Regions from separate parts of the Homo sapiens genome. Here region 1 is linked to region 2. The links are chromatin loops, found by intact Hi-C in ENCODE. Cell type or tissue: endothelial cell of umbilical vein. All regions are shown on one strand.

What was found. Peaks named below come from ENCODE experiments on the same cell type or tissue, not always from the same donor. Only the 100,000 strongest peaks of a DNase experiment are listed, where the experiment ranks them.
Region 1: it touches region 2 in a loop (4-fold over the local background); 15 of 110 quality-filtered maps call a loop at or near these places.

Annotation. Positions count from the first base shown.
Region 1 is chr10:114,099,581-114,102,080 of GRCh38, forward strand. No RefSeq gene overlaps it. Among named protein-coding and RNA genes, the nearest start is that of ADRB1, 57 kb to the left of the region's middle. In endothelial cell of umbilical vein, no CTCF peak of the experiment used is centred here; no DNase peak of the experiment used is centred here; H3K4me3 peaks cover 713 bases; H3K27me3 peaks cover 266 bases.
Region 2 is chr10:114,042,742-114,045,241 of GRCh38, forward strand. ADRB1 (adrenoceptor beta 1) reads left to right here and starts at 1,125. Exons shown (of 1, transcript NM_000684.3): 1 at 1,125-2,500. The coding sequence starts at 1,392. RefSeq lists an enhancer at 493-542 and silencers at 813-1,092, 1,163-1,222. In endothelial cell of umbilical vein, no CTCF peak of the experiment used is centred here; a DNase peak (open chromatin) is centred at 1,040; H3K4me3 peaks cover 1,410 bases; H3K27me3 peaks cover 363 bases.

The DNA of each region.
Region 1 (2,500 bases), 57 kb after region 2:
GGGCAGAGCACTCCCCCTTGCTGAAAGGGCTGGAAAACGCTTTTGTCCCTGCTGGAAGTGGAGTAGCGTGGGATACAGGGCAGGGGGTCGCTGCTGAGTTTATCAGGGGAGCAGAGATTAGGCACTACTTGGTTAAAATACTAACTGCTGGGCTGGGTGCAGTGGTTCACGCCTGTAATCCCAGCACTTTGGGAGGCCGAGGTGGGCGGATCACCTGAGGTCAGGAGTTCAAGACCAGCCCAGCCAACATGACGAAACCCTGCCTCTACTAAAAATACAAAAATTAGCCAGACATGGTGGCATAGGTGTGTAATCCCAGCTACTTGGGAGGCTGAGGCAGGAGAATTGCTTGAACCCAGGAGGCAGAGATTGTTGAGTTAAGATCACGCCCCTGATCTTGCCTGGGCGACAGAGCAAGACTGTCTAAAGAAAAAAGTAATAGTAACTGCTGAAAGTGACAGAGACGTAATCCATATGTGCAACCGCCAGATGGCCACATTCTGTGTTCTGAGCCAGGTTCCGCCGAACGACCGCCCTAGATGATGATTTCGCACCCTGCCCAGCTCCAAGACCAAAACCTCAGTGTTTTGAGAATTCAATTTCCTACTCATTGATTTAGATAACATACATGAACTTGAATTCATTAGAAATATGCCTTTGTGTCTTCATGATCACCATCTTTGTGGTTTTCAAGATGATTGTTAGATCCTTATCAAAATATAAACAATTGGCAATGGTTCCAATTGTGTCAACAAAAGCCAACTTCAAACCTGTAATCCTCATGCTGAGTGGAGAGGCTGGTGCCCCACCCGGGCTGTGACATGGTGGCTTGGGAGATGTGTGACTCAGATATGTCAGACCATGAGTGAGGCACCCAACCTTCCCTCCCAGTGACCTTTGAAGTAAGGCGAATTGAAGTCCGCTGGTCTCCAGACAGGCACGGTAACGTGCACGCATCGGATGTGGTTCCCGGGGAATGGTGGGTGATTGTCCATCTTCCTAACAGTCCTCAAATGAGGACTCAGTTCCAGCTCTTAACGCAGCACAACAGAGTTCTTAATAGTAAAAGTCGTACTTTTCACTCACCGTGAAAAGCAAGTCTGCACATTGCTAGATATGTCCCAGTATTATTATCCAAGCTCCAGAAACGTACTCAGCCACAAAAGTAAAAATTCTCCTACTCCACGTGGAAGTGGCTCCGTGAGAAAAATTCCCTATCAAGCCAGAAACGCACCTACAGAGGGAGAGAACGACATGAGAGGGGACCGGAGTTCTCAGGGAGGAGGGAAGCCTGGCTCCGCATCCCAGAGCTGCCAGGGACCCGGAGCAGAAGGAGGAGGCGGGGAGGACAGGGGCGCCGACGGAGACAGGCGATCCCTCGGAAAATCCTAAAAGCCAGTGAAGCGTGGGCTCTGGACGGAAACAGAAGGTCAGGGCCGTGGTTCACGCCGTGGGAAACCGCAGCCAGTGATAAGCTGGGAAGCCACAGGGGCTGGCAGCTGCAGTCGGAACGAAGCGGCTGGAAGCTCCAAACGGGAGCTCTTCCCAGCTCGCTTTCCACTTCGACGGCACCGTTCAAAGCTCTGCTCAGACACTGGGACAAATAAATGACAGGGCTCCGAAAAGAGGGTGAAGCTCCTCCGCGCCCGGCTTTTCCCTCCGCAGAGCCTGGGCTCCCCGCCTCGCGCCGCCCCTGACCGTGGCAGGCTCGGTTCCCTCCTCGCTCTGCATCCTTTGATTCACGTACGGCCCCGTTTCCAATAACCCTTTCCAGGAAGCCAGAGAGAGAAAGCGCCCAGCTCCCGGCCTGCAGAGTGGGGAGGGAAGAAGGAAATGATTGTGTTGACTTCATCTGGAAGCAGGAAAATGCTTCTCTCCCTCCTTCTTCGCCAAGCCAAGAAATAGATCCTTTACCAGAAAGCCATGTGGCCACATGGCCACCACTTGCAGAGGGGCTGGGTGAGGAGGAGGTGCTTTGCCAACGTCTCAGCTGACAGCAAAGGCCAGTGGCTCATCAGTGAGAACATCATACCTCTGTCAGAGGGGAGACCCTGAGCAGCTCCCGACACCCACACAGGGCTAGGAATTGACGGTGGCTTAGGGTACACGTAAGAGGAACAGCATCCACCACAGGACAGTCCCTTCCTCGCGTACCACCCGGGATCCCTGCTCCCTGTCATCGCCATACTGTGTTCTCTCAGACTGTAAGGTCCTTGTCCTGTCTCCCTCACATGGATCCTTTCCAGACCACGGGCACTCTCTCAGGTCAGCAGGTCCAGCTGCAATCTGGAATCAGCATCTACCGTGTGGAAATGGGAGAGGGGACTTGGTTCTTAAACCAGGGGCCTTGGCATTAGCTACCTTTGGTTTTTCTCCAGAAATAAGAATGATTGGCCGGGCGCGGTGGCTCACGCCTGTAATCCCAGCACTTTGGGAGGCCGAGGCGGGCGGATCACGAGGTCAGGAGATCGAGACCATCCCGGCTAAAACGGTGAAACCC
Region 2 (2,500 bases):
ATAAAATCACATGAGTAATAAAACACAAAATACAGGTGTTATCATTGAAAAGTCTAAAATGTAATTAAACGCGTTTTTTCCCCCTCGCGGTGGTATCGTTTACTCTGTATCTCAACGTTTCTGTCTCCCTAAGCCTCTCCTTTCATATCATGAGCATACATTTTTGCATCATGCTCACACGTTCATTAGCTAGGACTGAGGAGTGTGTACGATTCCAAAGGGCCCTCAGCGTTAGCTGTTAGATGCACAAACCTTCGCTTCCTTTCCACATCTACTGCACTCGAGGTTCAACAGAGGATCCTTGCAAGAACAGCGCCCAGAGAGCATTCTTGACAGATGCGCGCTTGGCTCCAGCAACCCGCTCTGCTGGGAAGTTTCTTCTAACCACTAACACCCACCTCCAATCCCCCAAGCTGTCACGACGCATGCTGGCTGGGTCCCGTCTTGACGGGGGAAGGGTTTTACACACACCCTGCTAGGCTGCCCCACATCACAACCAAGCTCGCAGGGCAAACTCCTCCAAGCCTGGCGGACAAGCTGTCCCAGGCGCTCTGGCGCTTCCTGAACACCAAGGTCCCCTCCCCGCTCAAGGGAGCTAGCGCTCTGTTCCGCAGAGAACCCCGGAACTGCAGGTCGAGGGGATGCGGGGGGAGCGGGGGCGCAGGAGGGAGCCGAGTGCTGGAGGCAAACGGGGCGCAGGAGCGGGTGCGGGAGGCAAACGGGGCGCAGGAGCGGGTGCGGGAGGCAAACGGGGCGCAGGAGTGGGTGCGGGAGCGAGTGGGGGCTGAGGGAGGGGACGGGGCCCCGGGGGGAGCCAGGCGCGGAAGGGGGCGCGGGGGAACAGGGACCAGGAACCAGCGGGCGCAGGAAGGGGTGCGTCCGCAGGAACCCGCGGGCGCACGGGAGGCACTAGCTACGCGATCAGCTCGGGACTCTCAGGAGCCGCTCAATTGCCAACGGGAGGGGGGTGCGGGGAGTTGGAGGTGGGGGTGCAGACCAGACGGGGGCGTGCCTTTGCCCGGATTGGCTGCAGGAGCCTGACGCGAGGCCCCGGGGGTTGGCTTGGGGAGTGGGAGCGGGGTGGGGTGGGTGCTGGGTGCCGGAGCTGCGGGCCCGGCGCGCTCAGAAACATGCTGAAGTCCCGGCGGCTCTTCCAGCAGCGGCAGCGGCTCCAGCAGCAGCGGCGGCGGCGGCGGCGGCGGCAGCGGCAGCGACAGCGCTCGGCTCCTGCGGGAAAGGCGCCCGGCGCCCATGCCTCCGGCCCCGCGCCGCGGCTGCCCTGACCCGGCCGCGACCTCCCTCTGCGCACCACGCCGCCCGGGCTTCTGGGGTGTTCCCCAACCACGGCCCAGCCCTGCCACACCCCCCGCCCCCGGCCTCCGCAGCTCGGCATGGGCGCGGGGGTGCTCGTCCTGGGCGCCTCCGAGCCCGGTAACCTGTCGTCGGCCGCACCGCTCCCCGACGGCGCGGCCACCGCGGCGCGGCTGCTGGTGCCCGCGTCGCCGCCCGCCTCGTTGCTGCCTCCCGCCAGCGAAAGCCCCGAGCCGCTGTCTCAGCAGTGGACAGCGGGCATGGGTCTGCTGATGGCGCTCATCGTGCTGCTCATCGTGGCGGGCAATGTGCTGGTGATCGTGGCCATCGCCAAGACGCCGCGGCTGCAGACGCTCACCAACCTCTTCATCATGTCCCTGGCCAGCGCCGACCTGGTCATGGGGCTGCTGGTGGTGCCGTTCGGGGCCACCATCGTGGTGTGGGGCCGCTGGGAGTACGGCTCCTTCTTCTGCGAGCTGTGGACCTCAGTGGACGTGCTGTGCGTGACGGCCAGCATCGAGACCCTGTGTGTCATTGCCCTGGACCGCTACCTCGCCATCACCTCGCCCTTCCGCTACCAGAGCCTGCTGACGCGCGCGCGGGCGCGGGGCCTCGTGTGCACCGTGTGGGCCATCTCGGCCCTGGTGTCCTTCCTGCCCATCCTCATGCACTGGTGGCGGGCGGAGAGCGACGAGGCGCGCCGCTGCTACAACGACCCCAAGTGCTGCGACTTCGTCACCAACCGGGCCTACGCCATCGCCTCGTCCGTAGTCTCCTTCTACGTGCCCCTGTGCATCATGGCCTTCGTGTACCTGCGGGTGTTCCGCGAGGCCCAGAAGCAGGTGAAGAAGATCGACAGCTGCGAGCGCCGTTTCCTCGGCGGCCCAGCGCGGCCGCCCTCGCCCTCGCCCTCGCCCGTCCCCGCGCCCGCGCCGCCGCCCGGACCCCCGCGCCCCGCCGCCGCCGCCGCCACCGCCCCGCTGGCCAACGGGCGTGCGGGTAAGCGGCGGCCCTCGCGCCTCGTGGCCCTGCGCGAGCAGAAGGCGCTCAAGACGCTGGGCATCATCATGGGCGTCTTCACGCTCTGCTGGCTGCCCTTCTTCCTGGCCAACGTGGTGAAGGCCTTCCACCGCGAGCTGGTGCCCGACCGCCTCTTCGTCTTCTTCAACTGGCTGGGCTACGCCAACTC